Regions from separate parts of the Homo sapiens genome. Here region 2 is linked to region 1. Evidence: chromatin loops called from intact Hi-C (ENCODE). Cell type or tissue: PC-3. All regions are shown on one strand. Each heading gives the region's core, and the rest is flanking DNA. Links, peaks and the distances in the headings are about the cores only. Region 1 holds the start of SLC38A4-AS1 (SLC38A4 antisense RNA 1). Region 2 holds the start of LOC124902924 (a long non-coding RNA gene).

Region 1 (8,272 bases), core at 273-8,272:
TGTCAGCAGGATGTTTGTGGATTATCTTAAGTAATAATTAACAATCAACCATTGGATTCAATGACAAAAAATACTGAACCATCTCTTCCCCAGTTCCAGCTATTGAAGTAGACTATGACTGAAAAACAAAAATAAACAACATATTTCCTGAGCTGAAGAACAGAAAGTAAAATTCAAAAACCTGTCTTCATGGCTACCACCTTCAATGTGCCATTTGTGTACTGTACCATGTCCTGGGGGGAGCGGGTGGTTAGGGCTGAAATCCAGCCTGTACTCCACTTATCAGGCCCTGCACCCTGGGATGGGGCTGTGTCAGCCAGAAGGAAGAGAGGTCTTCTAAGCAAAACGCTCCATGAGTCTGAAATGCTGCAACAGCACAAGGCTAATTGTCACAAAACCATTGTATAGACTAGCGGGCCCAGCCTGGCTGGCTCAATAGTGACTCTCTAAATGACTTATGGAAAATCACAACTTTTTCATTTCCTGCAAAGGAAGCCCTTCACATTGTTAAACTACCAATGTTTGTCAATCCACACAAAGACTACCATCCATCTCCTGCTGACGGGTAACATCAAGGGTCTTTCTCTCAAAATAGAAATAATAGAAACAATTGTTATACAGCAAGGTCCTGGCCTTTCTTTAATCAATGGCATTCACTCTGCCACACTTTCCTCACCTTCTTGTCCTCTAGCTTTAGCCACAGCTGGATGGAAGCTCTAGAAAACTTTTCACAAGATAGGATTAATCCCAAAGATCATTTTTCTTTTAAATTTAACTAGCTGTTTGCTGCTTCAGCCATCACTTGATGTTAGCCTCTCTGACATGACAAAGACAAAATTTGAGATTTGTTTGTTTGTTTAAGCTAACACTTGAGAAGTACTTAACATATGCCAGGCATGGTTCTAAGTGCTTCCTTTACAAGTTCAGACTTAACTAAATCTTCATGAGTTATTATTTATCTTTCACATTCATGAAATTAAAGCACACAGCTAGTAAAAAGCAGAAGCGAAATGAAACCAAACAGTCTGGATCCAGAGTCCATCATACCCAGACTGCTTTGCTGTAGGTACTGCCCTACAGCACAACAGGTACCTCTGAACAGTATGTTTGCCAATATTCCCATTTAGTGTATAATGCCCTAGGTTACAGCCTTTGGCAAATAAATGGTGTTGTCCTTGATGCCAGATATCATACCTAAATTTTTAAAAATTTACTGTAGAGCAAAATAAAATCAAAAGAGCATACTAAGATGCAATATTCTCAAGTAAGACCAGCTAAGAAGGCTTCCATTGTATTCAGCAGAAAACATAATTTCTGCAGACAAATTTAAAATATTTGAAAGCAAAATGAAATGTTCACCTTTAGCTCTCCACCTTCTAGGGCCAAGTGATGCAAAAATTCCATATTCCTAACAATAATATGAATTATCAAGGAAAACATTCATCATCTTTTCTCTTTAACTCTTTTTTGTAAATTTAAGTTACAAAGCAAAAAATTTCAAATCTTGGTTTTTTAAACAAGGGAGGGAGCCTTTTAACCAGGACTTACTCATGAAATTTATGCTTCAGAATCACAATGACTATCACTGCAGCTTCATTAATAAGAAGAAACTAGAATACTACTTCTTAGATATATATCTTCCTAATGTTTCTAAATGAAATTTCCGGGACAAAGGAACCTAATGATCATTAAACCAGTACTTCAGATGAACTTCTAATCATTGTCAAAGGCAAGTCTGTGTGAAAATACATATATGTGTCTATAAATATGTATGTTTCATATGGTTATAATGGGTATCCTCTAACATGAAACATACTGCAAATTATAGTCGACTTAGAATCAACTTTATGAAGTAACTAGGAATGACTAGTTAATTAACTAACTCTGGCTTCCCCAAAATTCTGAAAGTAGATTTTTAGCCTAATGGGTTAAAAACATAAGTACTAGGTACTTACTGAGAGCACATCTGGAATCACTTTATCTTGAAACTGTTGTATAATGAGGTGCTAACATAACCAACTATGGCTTGCCCCCCACTGAAATGTGTGTGTGTGTGTGTGTGTGTGTGTGTGTCCTGGACTTAACCCTCTTCCAGTAGCAAGTTCAAATTCCAGAACAGTTTGTCCAAGGATCATGTTGGCAGGAATGTGCTTGTCTTGGAAACTTGTGGACCAAAATATGTTCATCCTTAAGAAAAGCACATCCTGCAGATAACAGTGACTGGCCAATCAGTGTTGTCACGTCACAGAACTGTGGGTTCTCATTTTCTTGCCCTCTTTCCAATATCCAGCCCATATTCAGCACTGCTTGTGTAACAAAAGGCAATAAGGAAGAAGTTGTAACAAATCCTAACAGCAAACAGACCAAGACTTGGGGAGTTGCAATCTGGGAAGCTGAGGGTCAATATTTCATAGTGTCATTGATGAAGCCTGTGAATTTACCACAGATTTTACGGTTGTCAGTTCACAAACTTTCTGGTGAAAACAGACTTCTATAATAATAATAATTGGATTGACTAATTTCCATGACAGGACATGAGTAGAATGAAGAGGCAGATGATCTGGGTTCTACCTCCAATCCAGCCACTAATCAGCAATTCAACCAGCAATAAGTCATTTTCCTGTCTGGCCTCAGATGCATTCATCCATAAAAAAAGAACTGTCAGATAATCTCTAAAATCCTTTCCAGTTTACATATATTTTATGACAAAGTTTTTTACCTAACCTCAAATATGTGTGTGTATGCTCATACACACACACACCCACACAGAGAGAGAATGAATCCAGACAATCTATCGAAGATTAAACCAGGCATGAAAATCCAGATGCTGCTGTACACTTTACAGACGATTCTTTAGTTATCATTTCTTCCTCATACAAGAGTGTGAGGGGCTCACTGAGACAGGTCTTGAGTTCCCCTCACTTGTACCTTTTAGTCTCTCTCATTTCCTCTTTTCTTAACCACTGTCACACCAAAAGAGGTACAGTATGGTGCATAAGTTTGCAAAACTATAAAATGATACCATTCTTTGATTCTTCATTCTTCGATGCCATTCTCAACCTTTTGCACTTGGAGAAACATAGCTATTTTCACTTTTAAATGTCATTTATATTAGCATATTGTGAGTTGGTTATTACTTTTAAATACATTGACTATCTTTTAAGTTTTTAGTCTTAATTTCTACTATAAATATCAACACATATAGTCCACATAAACAAAACTCTTTGTGGTCCTCAATACTTTTTAAGACTGCAAGGGGGTCCTGAGACCAAAAGTTTGAGAATTGCTAATGTAGTAGTTAAGAGGACAAACTCCAGATCCAGCTGCCTGAGTTAAAATGTCACTTCTATCACTTAACAGTGGTGTGACATTGAGTACAGTCGCTTAGTCACACAGTTGTTCTGTGCCTCAGTTGGGGATAATAACGATAATAGTACTGACCCCATAGGGTCATCATAAGGCTTAAATGAACTGATATATGCACCATGCTTAGAAGTGTTGTGAGCCATCATTCTCTTTGGCGCTATTCACCTACCTCCATTCCCCGTGGTTTGCTTGGTTTGGTTTGATTTGGTCTGGTCTTACTACTGCTGCCTCTCCGTTTGACTGGCAAAGTGTGACTGGCACTGCTTCACCAGGGGCTAAAGGCATAGCTGACGAGGCTCCTTCATAACCACAGCCACAAGTTCGCACTCCAGTGCTGCAGCACCCAGCTGTACTTTGAATTTGCCCTTCAGAGAGGCTCCATCAGCAAAAGTCAACTGGAAAATCAAAGCAAGCAATGCTAAGTTTTTTAAAAACACGCTATGTCAGATGAATTAGAATGTAAAGTAGAAACTCTAGCCTTCGGAATAAATCAATGAGAGGAAGGAAGTAGAGACAAAATGCAAGCAATTACATTCATTCCTTAAAAGAAAAGGTGGTATCTGCCCAAGCTCCCTCCAATTTGAACTATGTTTTCACAGCCTTCCATCTCCTTTTTAAAATCTCTCTTCAACATCCCAGAGCAGCCTCCTCCCACCTGGCCAAGAACCCTCAGGCCATCAACTTGCTTAAAAAAATATGATGGCCCAGATTCTGATCACGTGCACATGACTGACGGCCATTGGATCTTCCCAGGGAGTACTGAAGTTTTATGAGTATTATGATCATAATCCCCTGCATTTATATTAGTTTTCTTTCTAATCTATATTTTCACATAAATTTTTCTTTAATTCTTGGCACTCAGCATGCTGTTATTCCTATTTAACGGTTTAAAAAACTGAGGCTCAGAGAAGCTAGCAAACTTGTCCTAAGTCCCAAAACTTTGAATCAACGGAACTGAAACTGGAGTATAAATGAAATGGGAAAATTTTTAACGACTGAAGGACTGGGGGAAATGCACACAGCAGGGAGGGGCAGGCATGCTGCGGGGAGGCGGAACTAAGCTATTTTTGTCAGGGGGTTACTTAAGCAAATCTGCTCTACTGTGGAAATAACCTCAACTAACTCCCCCTGAGTTTTACACAGCCTCTTTATTGCCTCCACAGCTCAAAACTATACATTCTCTAATTCTAAGACTTATTTTTATTATTTTTAAATACTAATTTGTTCATACAATGGATATCCAGGTGGTACTGTTCTTAAGAGGATTTTAAAGAAGGTACACCCAGTATGTTTTATATTTAACCTATGGCTGCTTCTCAAGAGTGTTTGTAAATTGAGAACTGTCTGTATTGCATGTGTGATGTCATTAAATATATATTTGGTCTGTCCAAAACTATCTGGCATTTGTCCTTTACCAACATTACTGAGTATTTTAGTTTCTCAATCATGCGAGCTTAAAAAGCACAGCCAAATCTAATGAATGTCAAACTTGTGTAGTGACTCAAGTTGATTTCAGTATGTTTAAACAGAAAAAAAAATAGAACTCACAAAGGATCAACTGGAATGAGTATTCACTTTAAAGGAATGCAAAAAGGAATCCTTTTGAACCATTCATTCTCCTGAATATGTTTAAATGTGCATTAATTTAGGTACAACTGCTAAGGAAAACTGTTTATCATATACGAAATATTTCCTCATTAAAAGTAATGGCAAAAACCGCAATTACTTTTGCACCAACCTAACAGCAGACACTTTGAATATGAGTGTAATGTTCTTTGTATGTAACAATGCTAATGCTAAGCTATCTCAAATATCTTCTTTTACCTGTTTTTTTTCCTTCGGTAACTTATCAGCCCTGTCCAATAACAGTTCCTACAATAATGGAACTATCTGTCAGTGCTGTCCATTTTTGAATGAATTAATAAAATTAATTTTATTTAAGTAGTCACATGTGGCTACTGAGCAATTAAAATGCCCTATTGAAGAACTTAATTGTCAATTTTATTAATTTTAATTCATTCAAATAGCCATGTGGCCAGTGGTTGTGTATTGGACAGAGCAGTTATAAGATCTCCTTCAGCCAAAAAAAAAAAAAAAAAAAAAAAACCTATGATTTTATCATTCTATCATTGTGAGGCCAGAATTAAGGCTGTAGTTATTAAACCTCTGATTATTAATTGGATGCTGAAATACAGTTAGCTAACTGAACACACAATTTTAAAGAGGCTGTTTTTGTTCTTAATAAACATCAAAAAAACTATTATGTGCAAAATAACATGTGGGTAAGTAGGATATACACAGACCAAGATTGAACAGACATTTCCTGACGGGGACATTGCTCTCCCAGTTTCTGCTAAATTCCAATTCAGTACATCCTAACAAGACATGGCTGATCAATTGTGTAAGCTCATGCTTTTAACAAGTATTGCTTAGCTCAATAACTCCCATAGCTCTAGGACAAACAACTGTCCTGAGCCCTGGGGACACGCTGTTGCACTCTGTTGAGCCTGACAGAATGCCTGCTCTTCCAGGCACTTACTCTCCTGGGAAGCACAGCCAGGTGAACAGGCCACGAGAATACACCGTGGTCAGTACCACTACAGGGGCAGACCTTGGGTGCCACACGAACACACAAAAGGAGCTTCTAACCCAGTCTTGGCTGGACAGGGAAGGTTTCAAGTGCAGAAAAGAAGGTTCCAGAAGGAAAAAACCAGTAGTATCTTGCTATCAAATCTATCCATTATTTAGGTTTCTTTGGGAAATTTCCTTTTCATTTGGCATTATGTCATCGTCCTTTCAAGGGTATTCACTTTTTGAATACATTTCAATCGATATATATTTATCGAACCCTGAAGACTAAAAAGCCTCATCGTCATTCTCCTGGAGGATTCACCATTTGCTCGGGGCTAAAGGTGTATGAAGACAAACCTTTCTCCTGAGAAAAAAAATGAGTTCTTAGGTCAAATATTTCAATAATCTACCCTTTAAGAAAAATGTAACACTGCCTTGGAATGCATGATTTCTTCATAAGACTTCCTTTTTACAATTGTGTGTGGCTTTCTACCCAAACTAACTTTAAACATCCCTCCACAATAAAATTCAGGAAGGCCACTTTAATAAAACGAGGGGGAAAATCCCACCAAAATGTAAACTTAATATTTCAACACAATTAAATTTATTAATAAAGAATTTCTATTGCATAGTGAACAAAGCATTGGATTTACCTGACAGTTTGGGGTCAAATTCCAGTTCCTCCTCTTAGAGAAGGAATGGCCTTGGGCGAGTTATCTAACTTCTCCAAGCATCAGTTTCCTCATTTGTAAAAGGTCAATAATGGGGTAAGAATAGCCCCTACCTCAGAGTTGATGAGAGAAATGAATATGCACACATTTACAAAGACCTTAAAGTAGTGCGTACCCTAAGCCTTATATGAAGATTATTATTCTTTCTAATTACAATAATTCTAATTGCAGAAATCTATGCGAAAACAATACACAGTTCTGGCCAAAAGAAGTTAAAACAAATGTGAAAAATAAGCGACATCCAGAAACTTCAGCAGCTCCCTTCTGTCCTATGCCTCAAGGTACCAGAGAGGGAAAAAGACCCCCAGGAGAGGCTGTGAGGAAACCTGAACTGCAAACCCACCACGATGTCTTCCTGGGAAAGGCAAGTTGGTAAAGAAAGATGTGAACTCTATTTCAGGGTAGTATGTTTTTTTCATTTGCTTCCAAGACTTTGATGGAATGACTTGAGAGGAAAAGTTCACAATTACTAGAAAGAACCTAAAAGGACATGAGAGATGAAACCGTTGCAGTATTTTTGAAATAAATGTTTTCCTGCAAGAGCAGAGTCATGGGCGGGGTGTCTGTGTAATATCTACTCAACACAGCCGAAGGGTAAGAGGAAATCTTGGTAAGCCGACTTCCAAGTCTTAATGGGGAACCATACGGAACCAACTGCACGCCAAATCCCACGCTCACCGAAGCTTCAGGGATTTTCTTGTGGGTCTGGGGGTTTAATCTGACAGCTCCTAGAGCCTTCAGGACTTCCCGGGCACAGATAATGGGCCGCGACTGCACCCCCGCGTCCCTCCTTGGGGCGCAGGCTTTCCACAGCTACAGTTCTCCACGTCAGCAGCCACGTACACAAGCGCCGGCAGCTGCCAACAGGGCGTGCCCGCTTCCAACCCTGCACTCTCCCAAGCAGGACATCCCTGCACCGCCCGGCGCGTTCGCGAAAACTCCGCGGGGCCTCGAGGCGTCCCGGGATTAGCCCTGACGCTGTAGGGCTCTCTAGGTTTTCCACGACGCAGGGGAGCGTAACTGGAGCGCACCCGACAGCCTCTCAGCTTGCCCAGGCTCGACTGGATGGGGCTTTGCTGGACCCCCGACCCGACCCCCACACACCCGGGCGGCGGGGCCCAGGTACCTGCCAACGCCTCCGCACCTCATCGTCCCCTCTGCTTCCCCTCCTCCCTCTCCCCGAACCCTTCCCCCCTCCTCCCCGCCTCCTCCCCGCCTCCTCTTCGCCTCCTCCTCCACCTTCTCCTCCCCCCGACCCCTGCTCCCACTCTTGGCTCCAAGTCCGCGCGCGGGCTGGGGAGGCGGTGCCGAATGAATCACCGTCACGTGGGTCGCGGGCGCGCAGAGGCGGGCTGCGCCCGGGCGGCTCTGGCGCTCGGAGCGTTAGTGGAAAATTTCCGGAGATCTACTGGGGCTGCGCGCCGCAGGCCCCGCCCGCCGCCTCCCCGCTCCTTCGTATCCCCACCTCCTTTTCCCCCTCCCTCCTCCTTTTCTCTCTTCCCCCGCCGTTTTCCGGTCGCAGCCGGGCCCCGACATTGCGGAGGTTCCTTTCTCTCCGGGGAGCGGCGCTGCGCACGCCCCGCCCGCTGCAGCGCCCCAGGCTG
Region 2 (8,421 bases), core at 108-8,107, 560 kb before region 1:
CAAGCAGAAGGCCACGTGAAGCTGGAGGCAGAGACTGGAGTGATGCATCTACAAGCCAAGGAACACCAAGCATTGCCTATGTTCACCAGAAGCCAGGACACAGACATGAAACAGATTCTCCCCCAGAGCCCCCGAAAGGCACCCGCCCTGCTGACATCTTCCTTTCAGACTTGTAGCCTCCAAAACAGTGAGAATAAATTTCTTTTGCTTTAACTTATCTAGTTAGTGGTTGGTATGGCAGCCTTAGGAAACTAACATAATAATATTTTAAAGAAAACTTAACGTTTCTCCCTTTAGATGACAATTCCAGCCATAATCCAATAACAAAAGTGCTTGCTAGCATTTATTACTTACTGAAGACATGCCAGACACCATCCAGTTTTCCTCAGCAGAACCTACCAGATCACTGCCACAGAAACCAGGCCACCTTGCAACCCTCCTCCAGTATTCAGTGATTCTGCTCTTGCCCATAGATGGTCCACTCAGCAGTCACAGTTTTGAGTCTCTAGAATGCAGTTCTCCAAATTTCCAAAAATTCCCTCTGGGCTACATCCATGTAACTAATACATTGCTCCCTGGAGATAGGCCTAGGAGGAAGTCAAAAAGTCAACTCAACATCATCTGGAAAGCATGAACTCAGAACAAGGTGTGTTACTGGATGAACTAAATATTTTATGGCACCAGATATATCCATTGCAAAAACAAGGATAGTGTTTGGGCTGGTACATTGCTGTCACCTCCTCTGTCACAGAAGCATGAACTGAGCAGGTTCAGCTTTGCTTGGCACCTTTTTTCACAGCTCCCAGAGCCGACCAATCTCTTTCTGAGAGGTTACTGTTTTATTTTACATGTTTTATTTTTAAGCTACATTAGTGTATTAATCAATGATACAATTATAGTTTGGTCTGTGTGTTAGTCCGGGAAGTACATGTCAAGATGGGATTAAACATGCATGGATTTTATTAAAGGAGGGAGCTGAGGAAAGCTGGGATAGTCATTGGTCTATGATGCAAGCCTGACCCTGAAGGAAGGAGAAAGGGGAAGGGCAGGAGGAAGCATCTTAGACATTTACAGTTGGAGGAAGGTTCATCAAGGTATTGGGGGCAGGATGTGGGGCAAGAAGGGTCACTTGTGGCAAAGTGGGCTGTAGAAATGCCCTATCTTGCAGAAATGCATCTGCCTTAGTGTTTCTGTTGCACTCAATCATGGCTGGGAGCAGCCCATGGGAAGCTTGGCCTCAGTACAACATGGCGAATGATTTCAGAGCATGGAAGCTAGAGCCCTTGGTCAGTTATGCATCCTGTCTTTCATGACCCATACACCACAGCCTGGGAGCCATACTTTTTCTTTAAGGGGACTGATTGCCTATCTTAGTAATGTGTTGATTTAAAATTTAACTACCAGAGGCAATTTCACTTCTCATTTATTGGAAGAAATTTCCTGTGGCATGACCTCCAAGTATTTATAATATCTATCTTGTTTTATTCTATTTACTTCTTATACATATGTGTGTGCAAATATATTTATATATACACACAATATTATGCATCTCTTAATAGCAAGAATATGTTCTGGGGAATGCATCACTAGGTGATTTTGTCATTGTGCAAACATCATAGAGTATACTTGCACAAACCTAGATGGTATAGCCTACCTACTATACACCTAAACTATATGGTAAAGTCTACTGCTCCTAGGCTACAAACCTGTACAGCATGCTACTGTACTGAATACTGTAGGCAATTATGACACAATGCTGGGTATTCATGAATCTAAACATATTCATACATAGAAAAGGTACAGCAAAAGTATGGTGTAAAAGATTTAAAGTAATGGTATAAAGATTTAAACGGTATAAATATTTAAAGTACAGTAATGCCCTAGGCCTTCATGTTCACTCACTACTCAATCACTGACTCACCCAGAGCATCTTCCAGTCCTGCAAGCTCCACTGTGAATGAGTGGTGAGTGAACAGGAAGGCCTAGGACATTACTGTACACTACTGCAGACTTTCTAAAGACTGAACACTTAGCCTACACTGAATTCATAAAAAAATTTTTTCTTGCTTCAATAATAAATTAACGTTAGCTTACTGTAACATTTTTACTTTATAAACCTTTGCATTTTTTAACTTTATGAATCTTTTGTAATAACACTTAGCTTAAAGCACAAACACATTGTAGAGCTGACAAAAATATTTTCTTTCTTTATAGCCTTGTTCCATAAGCTTCTTTGTATATATGTGTATGTACATATATATACACACATATGTACATGCACATATATATAAAATATATATATATATATATATATAAATCCCATGTCTAAGGTCAACCAGCTGGCTCTCACCTTCTCATGTCTAAGGTCGACCAGATGTCTCTCGCCTTCCCATGTCCAGTATTTATTTATTATATTGTATTATTTATTTATTTATTTTTGAGACAGAGTTTGTCTCTCTTGCCCAGGCTGGAATGTTGTGGTGTGATCTCAGCTCACTGCAGTCTCGATCACCAGGGCTCAGCAATCCTCCTGCCTCATCCTCCTTAGTAGCTGGGCTACTGATGTGCACCAATTTTTGTATTTTTTGTAGAGATAAGCCTTCACCATATTGCCTGTGCTGGTCTCAAACTCTTGGACTCAAGTGGTCCACCTGCTTTGGCCTCCCAAAGTGCTGGGATTACAGGCATGAGCCACAGCACCCAGCTGCTGCTTTATATTTTTAAAATGTCTTTTTTTTATTCTTCTTAAAATTTTTTTAAACCTTTTTTTTCTTTTTTTTTTGGCTAAGAACTAAGATGCAAACATACACATCAGTCTAGGCATATACAAAGTCAGGATCATCAATATCATTGTCTTCTACCTCCACATCTTGCCTCACTGGAAGGTCTTTGGGGCAATAATACACATGAAGCTATCATCTTCTACAATGCCTTCGGGAACACCTCCTGAAGGACCTGCCTGAGGCTGTTTTACAGTTAACTTTTTTTCATGAGTAGAGGGAGTAAACTCTAAAATAATGTTAAAAAGTATAGTTCAACATATAGCTTAACATGGTTATTGTGAGAACAACTAATCAGATAAATCATTCCAAGCCCCAGAGGTTATTTGAAGGGGTGGGGACTGAAGAGGAGCTGTATAGTAAATACATAAACCACTAGTATAGTTGTGTTGTTTATCATCATTATTGAGTATCATATACTGTACATAATTGTATGTGCTATACTTTTATACGACTGGAAGCGCAGTAGGTTTGTTTACACCAGCATGACCACAAATAAGTGAGTAATGCATCATGCTACATTACGATGGCTACGATGTCACTAGACAACAGGCATTTTTCAGCTCCATTAAAATGGAACGAATGTCACACATGTGGTTTGTTGTTGACTGAAATGTTATACAGCACATTACTCTGTGTGTGTGTATCTATATTTAAATGTTATGTGCTGCATAACATTTCAGTATACATATAGTGTGTATATATATTTACTGTATATATACACACATACATGCATACATATACATATATGTTTTAAAGATATATTACTGCACTTAAAAAAGAGAGGAAAAGCTATTGGAAGCTAAATACTTCCTGAGATATATAACTTTCCCCAAACCCATAGTGAAATGGTTCTTAAATAGAAAAGCCCTGTGTTAGTGCACCATATGATATCAGTTAGACATCACACAAATGCACATTCCTAATAGCATCTCAAGGTGAATAAATGATATACTTTATACATTGCTGCATATATCACATTTAATGAAACACCTACCTGAGTCTTAAAGACACTTTATCTTTAATTAGAACACATGCTGTACTCAGAAATAGTAATTTTGACAACTCTCAGTACTGAGAATGGGTGAAACAAACAACAGTGAACATCATTTTCACACCACTGTTCAGACAGCAATTTGAAGAAAATGCTGAGCACAGCTCCCCCTGCCTTGTCAGTGAATGTTGCCTGGAGATTTGTGAGAACACGTGCACACGTTGACTCAGCAAGACCAAACTGACTGTACATCCATGATCCTCTGGGAGTGAATTGTTCTTAAAATAATGTGAAATATGAAGCATCCAAGAGGTGAAGGAAGCAGTGAAAAATACCATCTGCAAAATAAGAATCTTGGATTGTTGTCTTGTTTATACTTGAGCCTTCAATAAATTACTTAATTAGCTTCTTCTTGACCCATTTCTCTTTTATTTAGGCTGCTTAAAAAAAAAGTCCCTGGTAGTTTACATAGCACAGTTTAATACACATAAAAACACTTTAGCCTAATGGTTCCTTTAATGAAATTTATGTGAAAATGTCACTTCAATCATGAGACTTTTATATTTGTCCAGTTTTATTAATCTTTATAACTTGTGGGATATTTTTCAAAGATCTGAACTAAAAAAAAAAATTTGACTGGAAAAATGAGGAAAAACATTTTGAGTCTTTCTTTATCAAAGAATCATTTATTTTTTGTACTCCAGGAAACACTTATGCATCAAATTTACTAAAGGTTCATTAACAGTGCAGTAAGTCTAGAATAATCATAATCTAAAAAATAACAATCTTCAAGTGATCAGATTTTTGTCTTTCATAGTCAATAGTCTAATGTTATGGAAAAAATTACAAGTGAAAAATCATAACAACTTATAAGGTGCGTTTAATGTCAACATCCTTTGATATCTTTAGTTCTTTACAGTGTGCATCATGTTAATCAGTCACAACATCCTATGTTATTGTCAAAATGCTCTATTTGCTAAGACAAAAAATGAAATGAATTATTTTATAATTTTAATGACAGGAGACACAAAAAGGATTTTGGAATTTAGAAAGTTAACCCTTAGCAAGCCAGAAAGTAGGGTAACCAAATTCTCTCATTTAATTCTCTTAGACTTTGCTATACTTCTCAACACATATGGAAAATATACAGCTCCCTAAGGACGGTTGCAGCCTAACATCCCAAACCAAAGAGCATTGATTGTGTCAGTTGCTAGGAGGCCACAGTAGCATCAGTAACCTGCTTTCCTCTTATGCCCACACGGTTATCCTGAGAACAGTTAATCAGATAAATTATTCCAAGCTCCAGAGGTTATTTGAAGGCATGGGGACTGAAGAAGAGCTAAAAAGGGAAAAGGAGATGACTGCAACACTTCCCCAGCTCCTGAAGCAAAGAGACCTGGAAAGAAGGGAAAGCTAAATTTTTCTGGCACCTCTCACTCCATTACAAACACACACACACACACACACACACACACACACACACACACACACTCTCACACGATGCTGCACCTTTCTCGCTTCTTTTCTCACTGTTCCCCTTGACTTTCATTTAAACTTGACTTTGCACATGTAGAGTGCTTATGAGCTACAGAGGAAGGACACAGGCAGACCAAATAGCCTTGAGTCACACATTCCTCCAGGAAATTATCTTTGGGCCCTATGATTTACTGAGCAGGTGCTCAGTAACTGTATGTCAAATAATTGAAGGCATGCATGCCACCTACTGACATTAGGCTTAATTCTTACCATTCATTGGATGACTTATCCTCTTTCAGTTCTGAATCATTTCCTTCTGCATATTTGAGAGCTCCTATGCTGCTAGGAATTGCGGCTTTGGGAATTAAACATGATCATCCTGAACCCTAAAAATTCTGGAAAATATCTATAGAAGCTTGGGTTTTTCCATCCTGTCTTGGGCTCGTTCTAATTTTGTAAATGACTTTCACGTATTCTCTTGATAGTTCACCTGCAGCTTAAATTTTATGGGCACCTTCAAATGAAATTTTTATATAAATGATGCAATATGTGCATCAAAATCCATCAGAAATTGAAATTCCATGGTGAGAAAATAAATCACTAGAGAGTTTGTTTGTTTATATATAAAGAATGTGCCTATTTAATTTAATGCTCTATATGTAAACGATCAGCTTTAAAATGTAATAATCTATAAAGGATTCCAGATTTTTACATGTTTACATATTTAACATTCAAGAAGCTTGACTTGAATCCAGATCTTCAAGGTTCTGTTCCCACATGCCAGGAATGAAGCAGGTTAGGACACACTTGTTAATGTCTGCAGTTGAAGGCCATAATGACCCTTCTCCATTCTGCTGGATGCATACTTCCATCATGACCTAGGGTTTGCCTGCTAATTTCTACACAGGCTCAGAGCCTATGACAGAACCTCCTTAACCACCATGCTCTGTGGAGGTACCTATACAAAAATCCTGGGTCATCTTCCTTGGGAATGACATTATTGCAGGTTCAAGTCTTGTTATGGGTTGAAGTACTGTGTAGCATAATGTTATAGTGCTTAATACAAATTATACAAAGCAATTAAACATTGGCGAGTAAAGCTGTGTCAACAGGGAAATATTTAGTAAAAGATGAATCCACCTAGATAGATTTGTTTCATAAGCGTAAACCTGTTTGTGGCAAGGTTATGCTGGTGCCTTATAAACTCCAGCCCTTTGAATAACCTTAATGTGCACTTTTTCGTAGCCCACAGAGTTTCTATGACCATAACTTGCATACTTCTCAGAGCAGAAGGACTGAAACAATATCTATCAGTGGTTCTCACAAGAGCAGCAATAATTTTTTTCCAAAAGGTCTTCCAAAAGTCTTTAAAGATTTGTAATTACTGTTCATTTATTGTAAAATAAACATAAATTAAAAATTACAAGAAAATTAAAACTCAATTTCACCACCCAATAATTAACCACAGTTGACATTTGTCTAATAGGTTTCTGGATGTTTTTCTAGGCATATATGTATATACTTTCCAAAGACGGGAGCATATTGTACATACTCCATACGGGTGTTTTTTTTTTTTTTTTTAAATTGTTTTGTGATTTGGGGTTTTTTTTTTTTTTAATTTTTTTTTATTATACTTTAAGTTTTAGGGTACATGTGCACATTGTGCAGGTTAGTTACATATGTATACATGTGTCATGCTGGTGCGCTGCTCCCACTAACTCGTCATCTAGCATTAGGTATATCTCCCAATGCTATCCCTCCCCCCTCCCCCCACCCCACCACAGTCCCCAGAGTGTGATATTCCCCTTCCTGTGTCCATGTGATCTCATTGTTCAATTCCCACCTATGAGTGAGAATATGCGGTGTTTGGTTTTTTGTTCTTGCGATAGTTTACTGAGAATGATGGTTTCCAGTTTCATCCATGTCCCTACAAAGGACATGAACTCATCATTTTTTATGGCTGCATAGTATTCCATGGTGTATATGTGCCACATTTTCTTAATCCAGTCTATCATTGTTGGACATTTGGGTTGGTTCCAAGTCTTTGCTATTGTGAATAATGCCACAATAAACATACGTATGCATGTGTCTTTATAGCAGCATGATTTATAGTCATTTGGGTATATACTCAGTAATGGGATGGCTGGGTCAAATGGTATTTCTAGTTCTAGATCCCTGAGGAATCGCCACACTGACTTCCACAATGGTTGAACTAGTTTACAGTCCCACCAACAGTGTAAAAGTGTTCCTATTTCTCCACATCCTCTCCAGCACCTGTTGTTTCCTGACTTTTTAATGATTGCCATTCTAACTGGTGTGAGATGATATCTCATAGTGGTTTTGATTTGCATTTCTCTGATGGCCAGTGATGATGAGCATTTTTTCATGTGTTTTTTGGCTGCATAAATGTCTTCTTTTGAGAAGTGTCTGTTCATGTCCTTCGCCCACTTTTTGATGGGATTGTTTGTTTTTTTCTTGTAAATTTGTTTGAGTTCATTGTAGATTCTGGATATTAGCCCTTTGTCAGATGAGTAGGTTGCAAAAATTTTCTCCCATGTTGTAGGTTGCCTGTTTACTCTGATGGCAGTTTCTTTTGCTGTGCAGAAGCTCTTTAGTTGAATTAGATCCCATTTGTCAATTTTGGCTTTTGTTGCCATTGCTTTTGGTGTTTTGGACATGAAGTCCTTGCCCATGCCTGTTTGCAGACGACATGATTGTTTATCTAGAAAACCCCATCGTCTCAGCCCAAAATCTCCTTAAGCTGATAAGCAACTTCAGCAAAGTCTCAGGATACAAAATCAATGTACAAAAATCACAAGCATTCTTATACACCAACAACAGACAAACAGAGAGCCAAATCATGAGTGAACTCCCATTCACAATTGCTTCAAAGAGAATAAAATACCTAGGAATCCAACTTATAAGGGATGTGAAGGACCTCTTCAAGGAGAACTACAAACCACTGCTCAAGGAAATAAAAGAGGATACAAACAAATGGAAGAACATTCCATGCTCATGGGTAGGAAGAATCAATATCTTGAAAATGGCCATACTGCCCAAGGTAATTTACAGATTCAATGCCATCCCCATCAAGCTACCAATGGCTTTCTTCACAGAATTGGAAAAAACTACTTTAAAGTTCATATGGAACCAAAAAAGAGCCCTCATCGC

The links. A loop is a pair of places that touch in the nucleus more often than their neighbours do. Peaks named below come from ENCODE experiments on the same cell type or tissue, not always from the same donor. Only the 100,000 strongest peaks of a DNase experiment are listed, where the experiment ranks them.
Region 2: a loop joins it to region 1, with 4 times the contacts of the local background. A loop is called at or near these places in 5 of 110 quality-filtered maps.

Annotation. Positions count from the first base shown.
Region 1 is chr12:46,383,236-46,391,507 of GRCh38, reverse strand. It overlaps SLC38A4-AS1 (SLC38A4 antisense RNA 1), which reads right to left and starts at 7,832. Exons shown (of 4, transcript NR_125380.1): 1 at 7,813-7,832; 2 at 3,536-3,761. RefSeq lists enhancers at 4,766-5,267, 7,961-8,272 and silencers at 7,827-7,896, 8,047-8,272. In PC-3, for the core only: no CTCF peak of the experiment used is centred there; DNase peaks (open chromatin) are centred at 2,657, 4,807, 7,537, 7,997 and 2 weaker places; H3K4me3 peaks cover 4,746 bases; H3K27ac peaks cover 6,711 bases.
Region 2 is chr12:46,939,844-46,948,264 of GRCh38, reverse strand. LOC124902924 (a long non-coding RNA gene) reads right to left here and starts at 6,775. Exons shown (of 2, transcript XR_007063285.1): 1 at 3,778-6,775; 2 at 1-587. In PC-3, for the core only: CTCF peaks have their summits at 3,926 and 5,483; DNase peaks (open chromatin) are centred at 1,944, 3,294, 3,994 and 5,464; H3K27ac peaks cover 476 bases.